Linked DNA regions of Mus musculus: all the other regions are linked to region 2. Evidence: chromatin loops called from intact Hi-C (ENCODE). Cell type or tissue: left cerebral cortex. All regions are shown on one strand.

Evidence for each region. A loop is a pair of places that touch in the nucleus more often than their neighbours do. Peaks named below come from ENCODE experiments on the same cell type or tissue, not always from the same donor. Only the 100,000 strongest peaks of a DNase experiment are listed, where the experiment ranks them.
Region 1: a loop joins it to region 2, with 2.2 times the contacts of the local background. A loop is called at or near these places in 6 of 42 quality-filtered maps.
Region 3: it touches region 2 in a loop (2.5-fold over the local background); 17 of 42 quality-filtered maps call a loop at or near these places.

What each region holds. Positions count from the first base shown.
Region 1 is chr19:41,928,554-41,936,553 of GRCm38, reverse strand. It overlaps Exosc1 (exosome component 1), which reads left to right and starts at 3,240. Exons shown (of 8, transcript NM_025644.4): 1 at 3,240-3,302; 2 at 3,390-3,505; 3 at 5,124-5,198. The coding sequence starts at 3,272. It overlaps Zdhhc16 (zinc finger, DHHC domain containing 16), which reads right to left and starts at 3,109. Exons shown (of 11, transcript NM_023740.3): 1 at 2,889-3,109; 2 at 1,671-1,816. In left cerebral cortex, no CTCF peak of the experiment used is centred here; DNase peaks (open chromatin) are centred at 3,181 and 3,689; H3K4me3 peaks cover 2,674 bases; H3K27ac peaks cover 933 bases.
Region 2 is chr19:42,031,373-42,039,372 of GRCm38, reverse strand. It overlaps Ubtd1 (ubiquitin domain containing 1), which reads right to left. Exons shown (of 3, transcript NM_145500.3): 2 at 7,257-7,484; 3 at 4,732-5,784. The coding sequence ends at 5,399. Ankrd2 (ankyrin repeat domain 2 (stretch responsive muscle)) reads right to left here and starts at 3,346. Exons shown (of 9, transcript NM_020033.2): 1 at 3,251-3,346. The coding sequence starts at 3,337. In left cerebral cortex, a CTCF peak has its summit at 3,854 (motif pointing left); DNase peaks (open chromatin) are centred at 919, 3,811, 4,265 and 4,679; H3K27ac peaks cover 416 bases.
Region 3 is chr19:42,140,856-42,148,855 of GRCm38, reverse strand. Marveld1 (MARVEL (membrane-associating) domain containing 1) reads right to left here and starts at 1,467. Exons shown (of 2, transcript NM_183195.2): 1 at 1-1,467. The coding sequence starts at 1,207. The coding sequence ends at 686. In left cerebral cortex, CTCF peaks have their summits at 4,125 (motif pointing left) and 4,150 (motif pointing left); DNase peaks (open chromatin) are centred at 2,165, 3,474, 3,869, 4,140 and 3 more places; H3K4me3 peaks cover 1,703 bases; H3K27ac peaks cover 2,960 bases.

The DNA of each region.
Region 1 (8,000 bases), 100 kb after region 2:
ACCACATGGTGGCTCACAACCACCCGTAATGAGATCTGATTCCCTCTTCTGGTGTATCTGAAGACAACTACAGTGTACTTACATATAATAAATAAATAAATATTTAAAAAAAAAAAAAAATCTGAGCCACACCACAACTAGACAGTTTTTCAGTAAATAAATAACATAATCTTGGGATTCACAATGTGATCAAACTTGCTGCAACAGTACCATGCTTGTGCCTAGTGCCATAGCCAGAGGATCCCTTGAAACTTTCAGATGGCTGTGAGCTATAAGAACAGTCAACCACCACTTGCATGACATAAGATACTTTGTCTCCAATTTCACTCCCAGTCTTATCCTTGGGATATAGCAACCAAGTTAACTTCAAGTATTCAGAGTATGAGACAGTAGTGGGAGGGACCTGCCCTCTTGGGAGCTTTTCCAGGTCTTCTCTGTTTAAGTAGCATTTCTGTGGTTGATAGTCTTGGCCCCAAAATTCCCAGACACTGACTGCCCAGGCAATGAATACAACTGTGGACACAGAGACACCAACAGACTTTCCATGATAGTCTCATTAGCTTCGTAAAAATAATCTGTTTTAATGATGGATGGATAAGGAATACTGCTTTGCCTTCAGCAACCTCACTGACTTATTTAACAGGCAGCTCATGACCCAGCAGAAACTGGATGCAGCTACTCTGCTGTGGAGATGGGTTTCAGTTCAGTAACTGGAGTAAAGTACTCTCCTTGCACCCTGGCTCAACCCCACTTTAAAAAGTTTTGCAAAAATCATTAATGATCTCCTTCCACAATCTTGGAAACCCCAAGGTGAGATAAAAAGATGCAAAAAAAAAAAAAAAAAAGCCTGCAAGAAAACTGAAGCGTAATGGGGAAAAGACCAATAGCCACTTCACAGGGTAAGAGACCGGCCTTTCCCATCACTTCCTATGAAGCTGAAAGAATTAAAAGGAACTGTTGAAAAGAAAGATTGAGGGGCTGGTGAGATGGCTCAGTGGGTAAGAGCACCCGACTGCTCTTCCGAAGGTCCAGAGTTCAAATCCCAGCAACCACATGGTGGCTCACAACCATCCGTAACAAGATCTGACTCCCTCTTCTGGTGTGTCTGAAGACAGCTACAGTGTACTTACATATAATAATAAATAAATCTTAGAAAAAAAAAAAAAAAAAGAAAGATTGAGGCACACGCCTTTAATATCAGCATTCAGAGGCAGAGGCCAGCCTGGTCTACAGAGTGAGTTTCCAGGACAATCAGTTCTATCTAAAACATAGTGTGTTATCCCACCTAAAAAAAAATAAATAAAGATCCTCAAAACTGGGCATGTGTGTACATCTGGAGACAAGCGGATTAGATAAAAATGATCCTTGGCTTCACAGCCAGTCTGAGACCAGCATGAGATACACGAGAATGTATCTTTATAAAGAATCCGACTGTCAATCACCTTCTCCATCCTTGAGTTCTGTGTGAAATGCCTACTTTAAGGCTCGATTGACCAATTCTCATCTATGTATACCCTATTTAGGGTTCAAATCTTTCCATAAGTAGTCCTGGAACCTTCTTCTCTAAACCTTAAATTCTTATACATACAAATGTATGCGTGTACATACATACATACATATACACACATATGCCCAAGGTTTAAATCAAATGCTTATAAACATCTTAATACCTGGCTTGTAGAAGTATTCAATAAATACTTGTTGAATGAATGACCTGGAGAGATGCAGAACAGGAAAGGCTGGCAGCTGTACAGGAGCCAGCAAAGACACTCTCACCAATGTGATAACACCCAAGTATTTGCTGCGCTCATCCTTTCTGATTAACAAAGAAATAAAACCAGTATTAGAATCATAGCTCTAGAGATCAATAACCTAGAGGACAAATCAAACCGGAAATCAAACCCGTAAAATGGAAAGCTTGTGGTGCCTATCAACTCTGAGTGAACAGAGTGAGACCAGGACCCTCTCCCCTCAGCCTAATGGGATATCAGGATAATGACGAGGCTAGAAAAAGACGTATTAAATGGGCCACAAGTGAAAAAGTTTTCCCTCAGGAAACAGAGAAAAAGCAAAGTCGTATTTACATCTAAATGTGGCGGGAAGGCACGAATGACCTGAATGCACGGAGGAGGAATAAAGCCAGCATAATTTCTCCACACTCCAAGTACTGCCACCTCTCAGTAGGACCCACAGGCCACAGTGGCCATCTGCCACCAGATTAGAGATTAGCAGGCAAGAGCACTCCCCTAAATCACCATCTGTATCTCAAAGAAGCCTGGCTGACAGGGAGGGAAGGGGAGAGAGCAATAAACTCCAGAGCCAATAGATGAAAGTGAGATCAAAGTCATGGCAAATTTCATCCGGAAAAAGCTGCTGCTCCCGGAACCTTTGCCACCTCAAGCTGATGTCAGATATCAATAAAGCACAATATTCTATTAATGAAGGCTTCTTTCCCGGCTAACATGCTAAAAGGGAAAAAAAAGCAAAAGGAATGCTATGCTAACGTCAAGCTGCTCATTCATAGTTAAGGAGCTCACACTCTATAGAGTATCTGCCTGCAAGAGAAGAAACTGTCGTTCTACAAAACTAGAAAAAGGTTGTGTCTCCAGGTGCAGCAGGGTCCATCTATGATGGGCTCAGGTCCAAAAAAAAAAAAAAAATCGGCTTAAGCTTGGGCTGTCTCGAACCAACTTCGACACTTTGTTGTACAAAGCAAACCTGGATCTGAGTCTTCAAACTCATGAAATGGGCGAGTTGGGGCTGAAAATGCGTTCGGACCTAGGAGGACGCATCCACGCAGGGCAGGTCGTAGAGAGATCAGGAACTTAACTTAAAGGCCTGGACACCGGGACTCGGATGGGAAGCAAGAACCGCGCCTTTACTCTTACCTGCCTCCTGCCAGCTTCTCAATCAGCCAGATTAGGCCCAGTCTCCCTGTCCGCCACCCACTGCCTCCCCTTCCAGCTCAGGACCCAGGCCGGGCCGAGCTAAGGCTGACCCACCATGGCCCTCAGCCCACAGCGCTAGCCAGCGGACCGGGACCCGCCGCCCGCCCATCACCACCCAGCTGCGCAGGCGCGAGGCCCGGAGCCCGCAAAGGCACGCCCAGAGATCTGTCCCGGGGCAGCCTGGGAAATGGAGTCAGACCTCGCTCTTACACCCCGTGCGGTCGAAGGCGCCAATTGGTACTCGTGTAACTGCGAGGCCGCTCCTCTAGCTGACCAATGAGAAGTCGTCTTGGTTCTCATCCGGGTTGTGGATGGTGGCAAGCATGGCACCACCGGTGAGGTACTGCATCCCCGGTAAGTGAGCGGTCTCCGCACGCAGTTCCAGGCTGTGTGGCAACCAGCTTCTGGGAGCCCGTGGCTGAGGCAGCTTGTCTTCTGCAGGCGAACGTCTGTGTAACTTGGAGGAAGGCAGCCCCGGCAGCGGCACCTACACCCGGCATGGCTACATCTTTTCGTCGCTGGCTGGCTGCCTGATGAAGACCAGCGAGAATGGCGCGGTAAAGGAAGCGGCTACCCAGCGCGCGTTCCCTCTCCGGGTGCCGTTGAGTTCCGGTCCTTGGGCACAGGCAGAGCGGGCGGACGCGTCTTTGGTGGCTCAGCCGCAGAACGCTTTGGTCTCCCGGCTGTGATCTCTGCGCTGTGCTGAAGCACACCGGCCGCACACCCGTTAGGTTAATCTGACTTAAGTTCTGTGGATGCACACAGAAGGAAGTGGAGGGAAAAGCACGCAAATGTAAGAGTAGCCCAGCCAGCCGAGAGCTTCCTCACGTGGTACATCTCGACTACCCCTCCGCTTTCATGTGTCCCACGTCACTGACATCAATGTAGTAATGCTGGCGATTTCCAGTGTCTTAGTGCACTAAGCTCGCTCTTGTCGCGAAGCCTGTGCAATTCACGTGTCGTCTATCTGGAACACACTCCTGCTCAACCCCTTTATTTAATCGGTTTTTTTAGTTGTTTTTTTTTTTTCCCAGAGAAGCCCTTCTGGACCTTCTGACTAAAAAAAAGTGGGTTTGGTGGCAGAAGGATCGATATGCCCAAGAATCTCCCTCCAGGGCACTTATTTAAATGTTACTCTTGATCACTAGATTCTTGCCCAACTAGACATTTAAGTGGAGCCACGATTGGTGGTACACCAGCGTATCCCCAGCTTCTAACAGGCACAGATAAAAGCAATCGTTGATACATGTAAGACGATAAAAAATAAATAAAAACTAAAACCTTAGACTTGTGGCTCATCAGTACAGAGCTTACGTAGTATGCTGACCCTGGGACCACAGATCCAATCTCCCGAAAAAATAAAAACTCTTTAGGAACTGGCTAGACCTAAACATCTCTCTTTGTGTTGAGCTTATTTGTAAAAACAGATTCCAGTCTGTTGGTTCTGGAGATAAAGTCAGCCTCAGCCTGTGTGTTTAGTCACTGCATCGATGTCTCTTGAGCACTTTCAATGTGACCTGCTCAGGGCTGCCCTTATTTGCTACTGGGGATAGAGTCACGAGCCCAATACACAGCTTTTCTTACTGAGGAGGCGGACAGAAATCATGAGCAAATGTACAAAAGAATTGTGCGGTACAATAAGAACATGTAACAGGCTCTGTGCATTCTAGACAGTGACAGGATTTAGTCATCTGAATATAAGTAGAGGTGGAGGAGAGCAAAGAATGTGATCCTCCTGTAGAGAATGGGTTAGACGGACACTGACATGGGAGGGACTTAGTAAGGTGAGGAAACCGCACCAAGCAAGAGAGGTAAGATGGTACTTGCCAGCTGCCATTGGACTAAAACAAGAGTTGCCATTCTGTAGCATTTAATTGCAAGATCTGACTTATGAAGTGTAAAAAAAAAAAAAAAAAGTATAGCTTGGAAGAGTCAGGATATTCATAATTATAAGCAAAAGGATTTGTACCAGGAAATTCCAAGAGAATCTTCAGTAATTTACAACTAATCAGAAAGGCTATATTAAACCTGGCCACCTAATTCTAATGGCTTCTGATCCTCTATTTCCTAAAATGACTGATGTCCTCTGCTATAGGCTAAAAACTAATCTACAGGCTGCTTTCTCAAACCAAGGCTTACTTAGCCACTACACTGACCTTTCTATTTTCTCCACAGGTTCCCGTGGTGTCAGTGATGAGAGAAACAGAGTCCCAGTTGCTTCCAGATGTGGGAGCTGTCGTCACCTGTAAGGTGAGCGGGTCCTAGTCACTGTGCTATAGCTGCCATGGTCGGCTGCTGAATTCAGTAGTCGCCTGGCTATATAGGGCTGTTGAAGTTTATTTGGATGTGTTGACTCAGGCCTTTAATCCCAGTACTTAGAAGGCAGAGGCAGGTAGATACGTGAGGCCAGCCTGGTCTACTGAGTGGTTTCAGAACAGCCAGGGCTTCCTAGAGAAACCCTGTCTCAAAAGAAAAGAAAAATGAAAATTTTATTTTTAGCCAGGCTACAATATAGATACGATTCATCCTATCTGTGGTCTCAGTATCTGGAAGCTGAACAGAGTTATTGGACAGTAGTTCAAGACCAGAATAGGCTACAGAGTGAGACCCTGTACCCCACAGTCCCAACGCTCTTCACATTTTAAGTAATCAGTAGCAAATCGTGGTTAGTGACTGCCATATTGGCTGGCATAGGACTTTTGTTTGGGGGGTGTGGGAAAGTGATGGACTCCTCTGAAGTACACCCTTGGGTCTAGCAAATGATTCTTTATTTTGTTTTGTTTTATCGCGTGTGAATAGTCACCTTGTCTGCGTCATATGCATGCCTGGTGCCACAAAGCCTAGGGAAGGGTGTGGCACCCCCTGGGACTGAAGGCGCAGATGACTATAGGCCCTCGTGTGCCTGCTAGGAATTGAATCCAGACCCTCTACCAGGGCAGCCAGTGCTCTGTAACTGCTGAGCCATCTGTCCAGCCCCAGGAAATGACATCACAGAAAGTTTTGCAGGCATAGGTGCACACTCCTCAGATGGTGCTTGAGAGGTGGGGGATCTCAAAGGGGAGCCGGGCTGCGTGGTAGATCTGTGTCCCAAAGAGAGAAGACAGACTGGGCAGCATGTGCCTTTAATGCCACCACTCAAGAGGCAGAAGCGGGCGTATCTCTGTGGTTCAAGGCCGACCTGGTGTACATGGCTAGTGCTGATACGGGGGGGGGGGGGGGGGGGCTACATAGTAAGACCCTGTCTTAAACAAAGGGGAAAAGGGGAGGGGTGGGGGAGAGCATGGGTCAGTCAGTAAGGTGGCTTATCTGGTCAGTCACTTTCCATGCAAGCCTGCTGACCCATGTAAATATGAATCCAGGAGAAAACCAACTCAACAATGGTGTCTGGTCTGATCAACTTGCCACATACTAGAGTTAACCTGGAAAGAGGGAGCCTCAGTTGAGGATTGGCCTCTGTCAGCTTGGCCTGTCTATGGGACATTTTCTTGATTGACATTTGATATGGGATGGCCCAGGCCATTGTGGGCAGTGCCACCACTAGGTTAATGATCTTGGATTGTATAAGAAAGCTAGCTGGGTAAGCCAAGGAGAGCCAGTAAGCAGCACTTCTCCATGGCCTCTGCTTCTCTTCCTGACCCTAAGGTTTTGCCTTTACGTTTCTTGGCTTTCCCTGATAATGGACTGTAATGTTAGGAGTCTTCCCAAGTTACTTTTGGTCTGTGTATTTATCACAGTAACAGAAAGTAAACCGAACAGACCTCCACACTTCTGCACTTCTGCTGTGGGACATGAGCCTGCACTCAGTGCACCCAACACACACTACTACTACTACTACTAATAATAATAATGAATTTCTAAAAGGTGAGAAAGGCTTGCTCTGTTTATTTTGTTTGAAGAAGTTTCACTGTACTCTGTTGATCTGAAGACTTCCAGGATCAAGGTAGATAGTTCAGCATCACCATTTCCTATGCAGTGAGTTAAGATCCCAGCCTAGCATCAAGAATTCATAATTCCGGGCTGGAGAGATGGCTCAGCGGGTAAGAGCACTGACTGCTCTTCTGAAGGTCCTGAGTTCAAATCCCAGCAACCACATGGTGGCTCACAACCATCTGTAATGAGATCTGATGCCCTCTTCTGATGTGTCTGAAGACAGCTACAGTGTACTTAGATATAATAATAAATAAAAGAATCAATATTAAAAAAAAAAAAGAATTCATAATTCCCACGAGGCTGTTTCTGCTCATGTCTGGAAAAAGGGTGTTCTTTCTCTTTTTCCTTGAAAAAGTTTCATCCTATAGTGCTCGATGCTCTGGAACTTACTGTGTAGCCCAGGGCTGGCCTCAGACTATTACAGTAAAAAATATTGTGTTGTTCTGAAAATGTTACAAAGTCACAATGATCTCATTGTCAAGGAATTAGCTGAAATGTAGATTACATTCCATCCACAGACTAGGTTCTTGTGTTAAGGGGCTAGATTGTTATCCTATACTGTATATTTATGTAAAACTTAGTGGGCTTTGTTTTTGTTGTTGTTGTTGTTGTTGTTGTTTTATTAAATTTTGAGCCAGTCCTTGGTGGCTCACATCCTTAAATCCTAGCACTTGGGAAGCAGAGGCAGGCAGGCTGTCCAAGTTCAAGAACAGCCAGGGCTACACCGAGAAGCCCTGTCTGGGGGAGTGGGAAAGAAGGACCAGTGAGAGAGCGTTGCTGAGGCTGGGTTCAGACTTGCAGCTATGAAGAACAAGCTGGTTTCAGTTTGAGAGCCTCCTGTGTCAACCTCTGTGGTAGCTAGGACTGTATTGTAGACAATTCACCACAACACCACACCTGATTTAGGCTTACTGAGTACTTTTTAAAATCAATACTGTATATTCTCTTTGAATTCTCATAATAGCACTGTAGCCACTGTGGCTTAAGCCCACAGACTTGTCTTAGATGGGTGCTGACTTCCCTTAAACTGGATGGACAGATGGCTCTTGGGTTAGGGGCACTGGCTGCTCTCAGTTCCCAGCGTCAACTTTGAGCAGGTCAGCTGCCTGGGACAGCATTTTC
Region 2 (8,000 bases):
AGATGTAGAACTCTCAGTTCCTCCTGCATCATGTCTGCCTGGATGCTGCCATGTTCCCACCTTGATGATAATAGACTGAACCTCTGAACCTGTAAGCCAGCCTCAATTTAATGTTGCCTTATAAGAGTTGCCTTGGTCATGGTATCTGTACACAGCAGTAAAACCCTAAGACCCCTATACACAGTCCCGTATATTTTTAACCTCAATATTATATATAGTGACTAAAACAATGTGAGTGTTTTTATTGTTTAAGGGATAAAGACGGAAAAATCCTGTTCATGTTCATTACAAATAAAAAATTTAAATATTTCCATAGGGTTAGATGGCTCAGGAATTAAAAGCATTGGCTACTCTCCCAGAGGAACAAGGTTTGATTCCTAACACCTACATGACAGCTAACAACTATCTGTAATTCCCGTTCCAGGGGATACAACCCTTTCTTTTGGCCTCTGTAGGTACCAGAAATGCATGTAATGCAAGACATACATGCAGGCAAAAATATTCACACACATAAATTTAACACAAAGCCAAAATGTAAGAAAGTTTCCGTCTGTGGTTGGTTGAGTCCGTAGAGGTAGAACCTAAGGATACAGGGGTCTAATTAGGAAAAAAAAATCGTTTTGATGAGATAATTGTGACCAGAGATGGCAATTTTGGTCTTGGTGTCCCCCAAGCCCCAGGTATTGAACTTAGGTCTTGCAAGGGCTCTACCACTGAGCTACAGTCCCCAGCCCCATCGTCTTTCTCCCCCTAACAACAGCCCTTTCGGCGATATAAAAGCTTGGTAGTTCTATGCTAGATACGGCATTTTTCTCAGAAACGTTCGGCTCTGAATATCCAGAGCTTGGGTAGAGCGGCAGCTTCTGGCTTTCACGGTCACGTGGTCTTGGTATGACGAGCCTCCTCTCTGCATCTGAAGCTCTGGTTTCCCAGACTGCTTCAGTCTTAGTGATGTTCTGGCACTTCTTCCCCAGCGTCTCCTAAGCAGCGTGGGTAGACATATGTGCCCAGGTTGAGGATAACCAGGCAGGAGGGCAGCTGGGGAGAACTTGCCCCTCATGTGGCCCAGGCACCTTGCCCATTCCCACAGAGCCCTGGTTCTAGCCTCTCCCAGGGAAGGTTCTAGGTTTTATTTCCGATGTTTCCCGTTTACTTTGATTTTTCGTAGCGCTGAGCTAGAACTCAGGGCTTCACAGGACAGTCTAACGCTCTATCAAACTCTCTCCCAGTGTTTATTTTGGTGGTCCCTTGACTGCCTTTCTTGCCAGACTTCTGACTACACAACCTGGCAGGTTTGTAGGATTGTATGATTTGGAGTCTCCAGGGCTGTTCTCAGGCATCTTCCTTTAGGAAAAAAGAGATGACCTTGGGCTACAACTAGCTTGTGGGAGTCTGGCTGGATTATGAGGGAGCATCAGGGGGATGGAATTTGGGCTTAATCACCTGCTGTTTCCAGCATTTATTGTGACAGGGCCTGGCATGGAGTAGTTGCTCACTTAACACTTGTTAATCAAACAGACGATGAACAAGTGAATGAGTAATGGCCACACAGACGCAGCATCTCTGCCCATCCGGTAGTTCTTAGTTAATGGAGACTTTACCTGGTGAGCAGCAAATCTATTGCCTTCTATTCCTTCCAATACAGGAGGAATTTACACTCTAGTGCTGCCCTTTTCTTACTCTGACTCCTCTCAGATTTGTTGGTGGGCTGGCAGAGTTTGCATTCATTGAATGTTTATGAAATCGAATGCAGGTCCGGAGTAAGAAGGAAACTCCCACCTGACTCCACAGAACAGACTTCAGCTTAGAGAGGATGCTTGTAAAGACGCTGGCAGGGAGAGGAGCTGGGTGAGAAGGCTGGCACTGTGGGTACCTGTGGCCCTGCAGCCCTGTGGCTATATTTGTTAGATGAATGGATGGGGGAGGACCGTGTCCCCTCACAGAAGCTTCCAGTGTCTTGTGGCCACACTCCAGAGATGACAAGCAGATGACGTTCCTGTCCAGCAGCAGCAGCCATGGGCACACGCTCTCGGGGGAGGGAGGAGCGAGATTCCTGGGATGCTCGGCTGCTGTCCACACTCCCCTTGATAAATCTGAGCTCATCACTTCTCTTAAATGATGGGGGCCTCTGAGTTCCGATAGGCTCCCCCTTCCCCCTCTAATAACATCAGCAACATCAGAACCGGCTCTATAACAGGTCAGACAGTGGCACAGCACTCTTAACAGTCAGTGGTCCTCACTGCTCACGGAGCCTGCACCTCTTACCTGGTCTTCTCTGGTTTGTCCTTGGCCCTCTTTCTAGCCCCAGCTCTTGGTGTCTGTCACACATTTTCATGACCACTTTTATCTATCTGCTGTTTAGCCTCAAGTACCTCTCCCCACATCCCGACCACACTTCTTAATCCCAAAGGTCCAGCTCACACTCCATCCTGACCAGAGTAGTCCCAGAGGACCAGAAGGGCTCACCCACCCATTCATCACTACTCTCCATTTTCCATACGCCCGTTTCTGCCCTCTGCCTTCTTCTTAGTTGATGATACAAATAAAAGGTTACAATTAGTGCCCACCTTCGCCCTACGCACTGGACTCTAGGCTCCTGGTCCTCTACCCCCACCCCAGGGGGGGGTAATCTCACCATGTAGCCCAGGCTGGCTCCACCTCTGAGATTATAGGATTGTACCACCACACCTGGCTCAACTGTTTTTGAATAAGATGTAGAGCAGGACCAGTCAGTAGTCCAGCCCCACTTAACTTAGCCAAGAGAAAACGTACCCGTGTGTGCATTAGGCCTCTGCCAACAGTCCTGGCTAAGTCCCAGCTGCCCTTCCCCATCTCCTTTCCTGACTCCTGTCAGTTTGCTCTCCCGCAGCAACCAGCCCTGGCATCCAGGGGACATTCTGTGTGTGTGTGTGTGTGTGTGTGTGTGTGTCAGGACCTTACCTTTCTGGTTTTCCCAGAGAATACTCATCTGTCTTCTCTGTCCAGTCCAGTCTATCTCTTGAAGCCCAGGTGAGTGGGCAGGGTCTCGGGAAGGCCTGCCCCCTCCAAGTGCCTGTTTGCGGGGCTGAAGCCCCATCTCCCACCACCCACAACCATGTTAGGAACATCCCGCTTGGGCCCTGGGAAGTAGCATGTTGTCTGGACCCAGGTAGCAGCCGACTTTCCCTTCTCATGACAGCACAGATGGACCAACCGTTAACCCTGAGGCCCCCCTCCCTCCCTCCCCGACACCCTTCACCTCAGCTCCCACCTCAGTCTCTTCCTCCTGGGCAAGCCGCTGCTCGATGAGCTCTGTGGCTCTCTGCACCGCCTCGGGCCCCTCCATGGTACCCTCCATGACTGTTTCTGCAAGCCACAGGGCATGGGGTCTTTATAGGCCCAAGCACCCACCCCGCCCACTGGGCGCCTTTGTCATTAGCTCACAGGCTCGTTTCTCCATCTGTCATGAGCTTACTAGCTCAACTCTCCACCTGCCTCCCCCACCTGTCACCTTCACCTCGGACAGCCCCAGGGAGCATGGGAAGCCACTGTCCAGGCCAGGGAACTTGCCCCTCCCCTAACCTCTGGCCTACCAGAGCCAGAAGGCACACCGCCCCGAAGGACAGCTGCGGGAAAGAGGCCTGTCCAGTGTGTCCTCAGTGCTGGGAACTGGCTAAGTCTTAGCCAGGGTGAACGGGCTGCAAAGGACCTACATGCTGCCATTGGTCTGGCTGGAGTGCCACCTGCTGGATGCCCAGAAATGCTGTCTAGCTTGTGCCAGGCAGGGGAGCCTGAAAAACCAAGTATGAGCCCCAGCAGACCTGTGGGCATCCGAGACCTTCTCCAAGCAAGAGCTGGAACGGCTGCTGCCCTCTGGTGGCTGCTATGGGTCCCATGGGCCCTAGGGAAACACGGCTATGCTGCATGGCGTGTCCATTAGCCATGAACAGAACCTGTCCATCTGTTTGTTTCATCTTCCTGGAGTCCTCAGCAGAACCTAGTGTTGTTTTAAGAGCTCAGGAAGTCAGAGTTCAGAGCTAAGGCCATCTCACGAGTACTAGGCGATGCCAGACTGCCGTGGGCGGAGCTGGTCACACTCCCCGAGAACAGAGAATACACAGAGGAAAGGCAGACCTGCACTTGAGCTCCTCGCCTGGGACTCCCAGCCTGGAGCCCGAGGTCATTATGAGCTAGGTTTAATCTGCCAGTGGACTACAAATGTTCCATACTTCTACAACTGCAAGTGGCACCCGAGATTCCCCTCTGGTGATGTACACAGTCCTGCAGAAGAAACAGGAGGAGACAGCCCTGTCTGTCTCTGGCTCGCACATTTCTGGAAGCTTGTCATCCCACGCTCTGACACAGCATCCCATGTGGGCCCTGTGGGGTGGTTGCCACATGGCTATGCTGCCCTCTGTGGGTGCTCCTTCACTTTTCCTATCTGGACCGCCCCCCAACACACACACACACACACACACACACACACACACAGACACATAATTGTCCCAGCAACTGCTGCAGGAGGCAGGGTGGGAGGCACCATCTCTCCATTAAAGGAAAGCAAACTGTGTTCAGAGGTGAAGTGGCCTTTTTCAGGACCCACAGAACACAGCGAGGTTGGATGAGACTAGGGCCCCCAGGAGGAGCATCAGTTGGATGCTCTGCTGTGCCCATCTGCAGCCAAGCCAGCAGAAGCTCTGGGCTCCGGCTGGCTGGCGTGCTGTGAAACAGGAAGTCATGTGCTAGGCAAGAGAGGAGCAAAGGCTTTATTGATAAAATGCAGATGTGTCTGTACACAGGGCCCCGCTGGGCTATGACCAGGCTTCGGACCCCACCCTGCCTGGGTTACAGTTGGGGACAGCCCTGTGCAAACCCCTGCCATGAAGCCTGGCTATCCAGCCACCCGCCTCATCTCTGCAGATTGTGCTGGGTGCAGGGAGAGGCAGAGAGGCCCACCTGAAGCTCCTTAAGCCCTGGGGCCCACCGGGCTCCCTCCCCATCCAGGGGACTGGCACTGTGCCCAGGGCAGAGTCATGGTGAGGGATAAAGGGGAGACAGCAATTGCTTCCAACCCTGAGCAGAAAACTGGAGTGAGCACAGCGTGGCACCAGATGACAGGTCGCCAGGACGGCCCCCATGGCTCCAACCTGTGGTGGAGAGTGCCATGTGCCTTTTCTCCAAGGTTGGCAAGGCCTGTGTGTGGCAGGCAGCACTGCTCCCTGGGTGCTGAGCACTGGTGGATCCAGTGCCCCAGAGGGCAAGTCCCTTCGCAGCTCACTAAGAGCCATACAGCAGGGCGGTGGGAGGCGCCCCTGAAGAAGACAGCAGCACTGGAAGGCGGCAGGACTGGGCCCCACAGCCTGCAGGGCCCCCCATGGCCTCTTTTCCTAGGAGTTGGTGCCGTCAGTCCGTCAGTCCGTCAGTCCTGGGGTGGTGGGGGCTGGTTGATGATGACCTGGATGACGAAGTCTTTTTGAATCTTTGTTTCCTGGAGCCTTGTGCGGTCTGTAAGCAGCTTCCCAGAGAAGAACCATCTCTGCCAGGATGGCTCAATGCCCTCCTGGCTGTGCAGCTGCCTCTTGAGTTGCCCCACCGTGTCAGGCAGGCTGGCATTGAGCCTCACGTCCTTGCCTGTGGAGAGGCGCACTTTCAGTGGGAATTCACGGCGCACACTAGGGGTGGGCTCGGGAGGCTCCAGGCTCTCCTCCTCCGTGTGCTCCAGCAGCAAGTTCACAGGTGGGGACAGGCAATAGATGGGCAGTTGATAGCGGTTACCCAGCTCGTCATAGCATTCACAAAGAGTTCCTGTGGGAAAGGCAGGGTGATCAGTGTAGTCTGGGGGGCCTGATGTCACACACTGAATGCTGTGTCCCCCAAACTCCCATGTTAAGGCATATTTGGAAGGAATAAGATTACACGGGTAAATGACAGGACCAGCTTCCTTTCAAGGAAAAGCCCCAGAGAACCCGAGCAGTCCTCTCTTCCTGCATGCCTACCAAATAAAAACAGAGAACCCACCCAGTCCTCTCTTCTGCACGCCTACCACGTAAAAACAGCAAAAAAACCAAGAAGCATCATCAGGACTAAACAGCTGGGCCTTTGACCTTGGACTTTCCAGTCTCTCAAATTGTGAGAAACAAACTTCTACTGTTTAAGGAGCCTGCCTGTGGTCCTCTGCTACAACAGTGTAAGCAGGTTAATTCACTCACCACAGCTACCTCACTGTCCCTAGCCCTTCCCCATAGTCAGTAGACTGGGGCTAACCTCCTGGTCATCAGGTTCTGGCTCCTCAGCCACAGGATGCTACCTCTTATGTGTTTATTCAACATTGTGGTGGCTGAATGCACATGCAAGTGTTGGGTTGGGTCCCTGTCTCCTTACTGGTATGATATAATGCAGGTGGAAACACATTTATTTAGTCTTCAGTATCCTTGTAAGTGCTGGTACTAGACTAGGTGGTACTATGCACATCACGATTAATCCTTTGTGATTGCAAGAGACTCAGGCTCTAACCTGAGACTTGCCCTGCTCTGGGACATATGGCTAGGAAAAGTCACAAGCTGAGAAAGGAACACAGTCAAGACCCAGGTCTGAAGCCAGGCATGGTGGCGCACGCCTTTGATCCCAGCACTCCGGAGGCAGAGGCAGGTGGATTTCTGAGTTCGAGGGCAGCCTGGTCTACAGAGTGAGTTCCAGGACAGCCAGGGCTATACAGAGAAGCCCTATCTTGAAAAACAAAACAAAAACAAACAAAAAAAGACCCAGGTCTGTGACTGAAGGTCACTGTCACTTTCCCTTCACAGCTAATGAGGGTGCTAGGAACAGAAATGCGGCAATGCAGCAGAAGGTTCCAGATCAGTGCTTCAAATGCTCTCAGGCCCTGAGTGCCTTTTAAACTTGTAGGTTTTATTGGTGTCTTCCTGTCTTCTCACTAGGCAAAGGGGGATTCTGTCCATCCCTCCCTCCTTCCTTTCCTCCTTCTGACAGTCTCATGTAATCTAGGCTGGTCTTGAACTTGAACTTCAGCTCCCCCTGTGTCTACCTCTCATGACCACAGGCATGTGCCACTACGCTTGGTTCTGTGCCTTGTGCTTCTTTGTTCATGCCATAAAGAGTCATTTAAACGAAGAAGACAGTCACACATATAGGCATACTCCTTCATCTCCACCAGCTAAAACAGAAACTTCTCACATGAGAAACTTGCTTTCCACCTCTGCGCTAATGAAACCTCCAGCCCCAGTCCAGGTAAGGACAGAGCCCAGGCCCTGCCTGCTTACCATGAGGCAGGGTGATGCTGGCTCCATCCAGGATGGCCTGAGCCAGCTCATGGTCATTAGCTTCAGCAGCATAGGCAGCAGCCTTGAGGGCATCCCAGATCTCCTTGCGGCCCTCAAAGGCAGGTGCTGTGTCCCAGAACTCATCTCGTTTGCTCCGCAGCTGCCCATCAGTCATGGGATAGTCACTCTTCCACTTGAGCCGCTCCTTCTTCAAGGGCTCATTGCGACCTAGGTAAGACAGGTGCACAGGTTCAGCATCTTGGAAGCCACTTAAGCTGTAACTGACCCCCTCTCTGGCCCTGGCCTATCAGGGACTTCACTCTACCAGTCCCTATGTATTTAGGGCACTGGGACACTTTCTGAATAGCAGGAAAGAGTATGGAAACCCACATTAGGAATATGAAATAAAGATTTCAGGCAAGTATGTTCTTGTCCCTTGTATTTACTTATTTTTATTTTATATGTGTGCACCATGTGCAAGGCTGGTGTCAAAGGAAACCAGTAGAGGAGGGTGTTAAACGTCTTGGAAGTGGAGTTATGAACGGCTGTGAGCTGCCACATGGGAGCTGAAACTAAACGAGGGTCCTCTATAAGAGAAGCAGGTGCTCTTAACCACCGAACCATCGTCTCTCCAGCCCCTGAGCCAAGTATGTTCTGTACAGATGAACCTCAACTTACAATGTACTACTAAATCCATTATAAACTGAAAATATTCTGAGACAAAATTCAGTGTCTATAATCTAC
Region 3 (8,000 bases), 110 kb before region 2:
GTTAGTACAGTTGGCCCAATCTGAATGAACACCAAGGATTTAGGCGGAGAGAAGACTTGCGTCGTTAAGTAAGGTATAGCCAGCAGGCCTTTGCTATCCACCACTTCTGTAGCTGACTCCACCCAAAGACTTCGTAGACGTAGGGCTGCGCAGGGAGAGAGCCAAACTACAACTAAAGACGTCATCCATCATCCATCCTAGCACTAGCTAAAGCCTGTCCCCAGCTCCTCTTGCAGCTGCCTGACTGCATTCTACACCTCCCTAGGCTGGAAGAGGGGGCAGGGAAGGGATGCTCTTCCGACTGCAGGGCAGGAGGGAGGGGGCAATGGCGCAGTCCAAAGACTGGTTCCAATTTGGGAGCCTCCCCCGGATCTACGCGGCGGCGCCTGTCCACGTCTAGCTCTCGACAGGGAATGAGGAAAGGGACTTCCAGGCTTCGCCTGAAGCGGCCCAACTGGGTGTGTGCGTCGGCGCCTCGGATGGCTGCGTGGGTCCCTGGAAGCTGATATCTGGGCTGAGCTGCGGTACAGCAGTCAGACTAGAACTGAACGTCGGGGATCCAGGGCGCGGGCAGTGGAAACGCAGGCAGGGAGAGGGTGCAGGGGCACACCGGCACTAGGCGGCGGCAGGAAGGGTTCGGGAGGGATTCCCTAAACCGATCTGGGCCGCGGTGGAGCGGGTGGCCTCACACCACCTCCTCCTTGCCCTGGTAGCGACGGCAGCAGCCGTAGAGTGCCGAGAGTAGGTAGAGGCCGAGGCAGAGGCCGCCGCAGACAGAGGCCGCCAGGAAGGCATGGTAGGCGCAGGGCAGCCGGTAGTTCTTGAGGTTGCAGTAGCTGTGGCGCTGCGTCTGGTCGATCATGATGCCCGTCGCCGCCCCGTAGAGAGCAGCCGCCAGCAGGTCGTGCGCCACGTTGACCACGAGCCAGCGCGAGCCCAGCACGGGCACCAGCTCCTGCTTGCCCAACAGCGTGATGAAGTAGAGCCCCAGGGTGAGCAGCCAGAAGAGCACGGACACGAAGAGCGCGAAGTGCACCGGGCCCTGGTACTTGCTGGTGGCAATGGTGATCCAGAAGGCGGCTCCGGCCAGCAGCTGCAGCAGCCGCAGCACGCCCAGCGGGCCGCGCAGGAAAGCCCGCTGCAGGCGCAGGGAGCCGCGGGCCGTGCGCGCCTGGGGCGGCGGCTGGCGCGGGGGCGGCGGGAGCATGGCCCCCGGACGCGGCGGCGGCGGCGGCGGCGCCCCGAGCAGCGGAATGGCGGCGCCTTGCTCGCGGGGGCGGCCCGAGCCCGGGCCCGCTGCTCCCGCTGCTCCCGCTGCTCCCGCTGCTCCCGCTGCTCCCGCTGCTCCCGCTGCTCCCGCTGCTCCGAGGCCTGCCCTCCTCCCTCTACTTCAAGTCCTCAGCGCTGCTTCTCATCGGCACCCTTCCTCCCTTCTCTCCTTTTTCTCCCTCTCTCCAGCCCTCCTACTCGCTCTTTGGCCGTCCCCTTCGTTGGTCTCCACCCCTCCTCGCGCCTCCCAGCTTCCTGCCGTCGCGCCCTCCACCCTGGCTACCCCCCCTTTCTCCTCCGCTCCCATTCCTTCCTTCTGCAGCCAGGGCTGAATGCCCGCACCCCCCTGGCCCATGACAGGCCTTTTGCCCAGGCTGCTGGGCCAAGTTTGCCACATCTGGAGCCACCCCAGCCCTTCCTGCCTCGCAGGCCTGGCCGATCTTAGGTCTTCGAGAAGAAAGCTACAACAGCCTCTGCCCAGCCTGTGGCTGGACCCTCTTGATTCTCTCCAGTCACAGGAGACTGGAGACATAATTCTCTCCCATCGAGGCGTCCCATCAAGCCTGAGTAAGCAGGAGGTCTGAACTGACAGTTGTTCTCACTGGGACATCCTCAGTACCCTTCACTTGCCCACCACAAACTCGCCTGTCCAAAGCTGGTCTCAGACTGTCTTGCCATGAAGGTCTCTTGGTCAGTGTAAGAAAACTATCACTCACTGGAGGCCCAGCTGCCTTACCCACAGCGCACAGAGCATAGCAACGCCAAACACTTCGACCATTCCTTCCTGGCCATCTTTGCGTCTTGCTTAGATTAAAAACATGTCACCTAACATGGTCAGGACAGGCCTAGGTCTCAGAGATGGCATGTCCCGTATGCTTAACTATTGACCTAGATGGCAAGGATCCCAACGATGCCAAGGTTCATTGACATTACAGGGCCCTCTCTATGTAAGCTTCCCGCGACCCAAGACAGGAGAGCAATAGTTGTTTTCATTTTTCCTGAAGACTGAAGGGTTTCAGACCAGGAAGCCAGAGATGGCTTCTCTGCTCTCCACCCCACCAAAGAGCCAACCTTTGTGCTTCAGCAATGTTACACAACTGACCTGGCTGTTCCCAACCCAGTATGGAGCTGTGTCCTGTCAATGTGGCACATTACATAATCTGTCCCCAACCAACTTCCAGTTTCTTGGGTTTTTTCCACTTCCTTCCCCAACTCATGTCCAAACTCTGTCACTTATGAACTGCAAGTTTCCCACATGAACTCAGAATGCTCTTTATTTTCCAGACACTCCCTCACCAGCAGACATACCCAGTTTAAGCACTTACTGGTTTAAGGTTGAGCTCCCCACATTGACAATTATTTGTTTGTCTGGGCCTCCATTTGAATCATCCCTAGTTCTGAGTCTACTACATCAAAAACTGGTCTATTCTGGCTTATCCATCTTTGCCTGAGCCTGGCATGTAGGAGCCCCTCAGTACATACAAATGGAGTTGCTTGCCAATTGGCTGCAGGAATAGTACTGGACCTAAGTGTGGTGATTTGAATAGATACATCCCACATAAACTCACTGCTTAGCCCATAAGGATTGGCACCGTTAAGAGGTGTAGCCTTGTTGGAATCAGTGTGGCCTTGCTAGAGGACCTGTTTCACTGTGGCTGTGGGCTTTAAGGTCTCATGTGCTCAAGCTGGAACACTGTGGAACACAGTCTCTTTCTGCTGCCTGCGGATCAAGATGTAGAATTCTCAGCTCCTTCTCCAGCACCATGTATGCCTGCATGCCACCATGCTTCTTGCCATGACACTGTAACAAGAGTTTTAGTGGTAAGGGTATCTCTTCACAGCCATAAAACCCTAACTAAGACACTAAGCAAGCCACATTTGCCTACAGGACAATGCCTGCATCAAACCACAGCTGATCATACACTTCAGAGTCCCATCCCCTTGGCCTGGAACAGTAGGTGCCCTTCCCTGCAGCCTGGTTCCCCTTTGAAGAAAAAAACTTTGGCCTGTCACTGCCACCCCAGTACATACTACTCAAGAAAGCTCCAGATGCATATTATAAATGCTTAAATTGTGGTGTGTAGCATACCCACACAAGACAGCATAGCCTTTCTTACTTGAGTTCTGTCCCTTAGCAACCAGCAAGTGCCAACACTTGAGAACAAGAGTGAGTTCTTCACTCCATTGCTCACTCCATCGTCGGGCACGGAGGAGGGGTTTCCCAGCCCTCTGTGCCTGATTACTTCATCTGTAAAATAATTTCATGCAGCAAGCAGACAATGAGAGCTTATTAAACACTGAGCACCATTTTAGAGGCCAGGGATGTAAGATATGTGTGGTTTGGGGAAGGGGATGTTTATTGTGCTAGACCCCGTGGAAGAAGTTGTATTTACTGCTCCTGGTGATGGTGTTCTGAGCTCTGACCCACCAATAGGGACCAAGAGTGGGTTCAGAGCGTTGAAGCAGTTGACCTTGTTTCAGGAGCTGCTAGGGCACAGATGAAGATGACTTCTCATCCACAATCCTAGCACTTTTATATATTTCTCATGTTCTGTTTACAGCTACACTGGCAGGGACCCAGAAAAGTGACGCAGAGTCTGTGTCCCACTGGAAAATCCAGACCTGTATGTTCTGATCCTAACTTAGCAGCCCCTGGAACGATGTGCTTAGTGCCCTTGCCTATGGCTGAGACTCTAAAGTGCATCTAGCAGTTGAATCTGGATGCTGGACCGCTGAAGGGAGCAGGGAGCCTATTAACATTAGGAGGAAGGAAAGAATTCTTCCATCTTAAAAAAAAAAAAAAAAAAAAAAAAAGGCAGCAGGAGATGTGTGGGTTAGGGCGCCACCTGGTGGACATGAACTTTCAGCTTCAAGCGTCTCCACTGGGCTCCTTACATGGAAGAGTTCTTTCAAAAGCTTTGGGACGATATTTTTAGCTTCTGGAATCTTGAAAACATTCTAAAAGGAGGCGGAACAGACTCTCTGGAAAAGTGTAAGTATACAGTTTTAGAGAAAAGCTTTGATTCTGTCCTACTCAATAAATCTAAGCACCTTCCAGATACAAACACAGAATGTCAGAAGGAAGAGGACTTTTTTTTTTTTTTTTTTTTTTTTTTTGAGATAGGGTTTCTCTGTGTAGCCCTGGAACTCACTCTGTAGAACAGGCTGGCCTCGAACTCAGAAATCCGCCTGACTCTGCCTCCCAAGTGCTGGGATTCAAGGTGTGCGTCACCACTGCCCGGCGGAAGAGAGTTTATTCCTGTTCTCAAGTGTTGGCACTCACTGGTTGCTAAGGGACAAAAGAGGTCAAGGAAAGGAAGGTTATAAGCAAACCACAAAAGAGGAGGGAGTTTTGACAGGACGACTGGGGAATTTTCAGTCACAAGTGTCATAGAGGGTGGGTAGTACTCAGACAAGAGGAAACTGAAGACAAACTTTGGGTGGGGCTATCCCCAGGGGGCTCTGAGCTTGCTGGAGTCTCCCCTGGGTATACCCAGAATATAAGACCATGGCACATATATGACCCCTCTTTGTGTGTACGCAGCCTGCAACCTGGGGATAAGGCAATTCGTTTCTCCATAGAGGAGGAGAGTTTTGCAGTTAAGTGACTTGATTGTTGTTGTTGTTGCTGCTGTTGTTGTTTTGTTGTTGTTGTTGTTTTTTCAAGACAGGTAGCCCTGGCTGTCCTGGAACTCACTTTGTAGACCAGGCTGCCCTTGAACTCAGAAATCCACCTGCCTCTGCCTCCCGAGTGCTGGGATTAAAGGCGTGCGCCACCACGCCCGGCTTAAGTGATTTGTTAATCCAGTCCCTCACAGGGTCCCCAGGCCACAAGCAGCCTGAACTCTGGATAGGAGCAGGAGCTAGGGACAAAAGTCTGGGCCTGGGGGCTGGTGAGATGGCTCAGTGGGTAAGAGCACCTGATTGCTTTTCCGAAGGTCCGAAGTTCAAATCCCAGCAACCACATGGTGGCTCACAACCACCGGTAATAAGATCTGACTCCCTACTGATCCATTTCTCTAGCCCTGTGTCAATTATATATTTTTTATTTTATTTATTTATTATATGTAAGTACACTGTAGCTGTCTTCAGACACTCCAGAAGAGGGAGTCAGAACACCCCTGGGGTCTCTTCTTGATGGCAAGACATCAGGGGCAACAGTGAGCACCTGGGGACCTTGTGGTCTGGTTAGCTAACATCCCATGGAGTGGGCAGGCGGTGGGATAAGACTGCTATTCAAATTCCTTTTCCAGCTGTCCAGGCCCAGACTTTTTTTTTTGAGTCTTGCCATCAAGAAGAGACCCCAGGGGTGTTAATGGAGCCTCCCACTGGACTTCACGTTCTAGGGTAGCCTGGACTACATGAAACTCTCTCTCAAAAGAAAAAGGGAAGAAAATGATAAACCATTTGGCCATTAGTTGTGTGTGTGTCTCCATGTTTAAATGTTTGCATAAGTGTATACGCAAGTGTATGTGGAAGCCAGAGGTTGACACTGAGTGTCTTCCTCTATCTCTCTAAGTTATTTTTAAAATCATGTCTGCAGTGGTTTGAATAAGAATGGCCCCCCACAGGCTCATTGATGTGAATGCTTAGTCATGGGGTAGAGGGCACTACTTGAAAGGTTTAAGGCATGTGGCCTTGTTGGAGTATGTGTGGTCGTTTAGGAAATATGTTACTTCACTAGGGATGGGCTTTGAAGTTTCAAATGCTCAAGCCAGGCCCAGTGTCTTTCTTTCTTCCTGCCATCTGCAGCTCTGGATGTTGAACTTCTGAGCTACCTCTCCAGCATCCTGTCTGCCTTTGTGCCACCATGCTTCCCACTGTGATAACGGACTAAACCTTGGAAACTGTAAGCAACCCCCAAATAAATGCTTTCCTTTATAAAAAAAAAAGTTGCCATGATCATGGTGGCTCTTCGCAGCAATAGGACAAAAGGTTTTTTGTGTATATGTGTACATGTGTGTCTGGGTAGGGCTATACACATGTGTATGTGTGCAAGTGTGAGTATAGGCATAGAGAGAGAGGCCAGAAGAGGGCATTAGGTGTTCTCCGGTACTCTCTTCCTCTGAAACAGTCTTTCCTAAACCCGAGGCTTGCATTTTCTCTGATAGACTGGAAGCCAGAAGATGCTACCCACACTGGAGCTGGGGCTGCAGGAGTTTGTGTGGACATTTGCTTTATTATGTTAGTCCTCTCTCCCTCCTCCCTCCCTCCTCCCAACAACTTGGTGCTTTAAATATGTTTGGCCCCCATAGACTCATGTGATTGAATGTTTAGTCCATGGGGTGTGGAGCTATTAGGAGGTGTGGCTTTGTTGGAGTAGGAGTAGCCTTATTGGACGAAGTGTGACACTATGGGGTGGGCTTTAAAGTCTTTATCCCCAAGCTCCGCCCAGTGTGGAAAGAGCCTTCTCCTGGCTGCTTGCTGAAGACAGTCTCCTGCTGGCTTCTTGTGGATCAAGGAGCTCTTAGCTCCTCCAGCACCACATCTGCCTGCAGGATGTGCTTGCTTCCCACCATGGTGATAATGGACTGAACCTCTGAAACTGTAAGCCATCCCCAATTGAATGTTCGCCTTTATAAGAATTGCTTGGTCAGGCTGGTGAGATGGCTCAGTAGTTAAGAGCACCAACTGCTCTTCCAAAGGTCCTGAGTTCAAATCCCAGCAAGCACATGGTGGCTCACAACCATCCGTAACAAGATCTGACGCCCTCTTCTGGAGTGTCCGAAGACAGCTACAGTGTACTCACATATAATAAAATAAAATAAATAAATCTTTTTTAAAATGTATAAAAAAAAAGAATTGCTTGATCATGGTGTCTCTTCACAACAATAAAACCCCAACTGAGCCTCTAAGCCTCACACATTCTCTCTCTCTCTCTCTCTCTCTCTCTCTCTCTCTCAGGACAGGGCATAGATAGATAAATAGATAGATAGATAGATAGATAGATAGATAGATAGATAGATAGATAGATAGATAGCATAGCTCTGACTGCCCTGGAACTCACTATGTAGCCCAGGCTAGTTTTGAACTCCCAGATATCCTTTTGCCTCAACTTCCTGAGTACTGGTATTGAAGGTATGTGCCACCATGCCTAGCAGGGTGCTGGGATCTGAACTCTGATTCTCCTGATTTTGCAGCAAGTGCTCTTAATCACCAAACCACCTCCCCAGACCCTGTCTCAACCTTACCATGTTGTTTTTGCTATTTGATTTTTTAAAAGTATGTCTGAGTGTTTTGCCTGCATGCGTGCCTATATATGAAATACATGCTTAGTGGCCTCAGAGGCCAGAAGAGGGCAGGTTAGATCTTCTGGTTGAGTTAAAGATGGTGTTGAGCCACCATGTGGGTGCTGAGAATTGAGCCTAGGTCCTCTGGAAGAGAATCTAGTGCTCTTACTCATTTAGCAATCGCTCCAACCTTCACCTTATTGTTTGAGGTGTATTTTTGAGCTCTCACAGAACCTGAAGCTTGCCAATTTGTCTAGACTGGCTGTTCAGCTACCCCAGGGATGCTCTTATCTCTGCATCTCCAGCTCTGGGATAGCAGGTGTACACTATCATGGTTTTGTTGTTGTTTATTTGTTTTTGTTGTTTGTTTGTTTTCGTGAATTCTGGAGATTCGAACTCAGGTCCTCATGCTTGTGTGGAAACCACTTTACCAACTGAGTTCACTTTTTCCTTGTCCTGCAGTGAAAACGAAACCATAATGTATCAATAATGTATCGAATC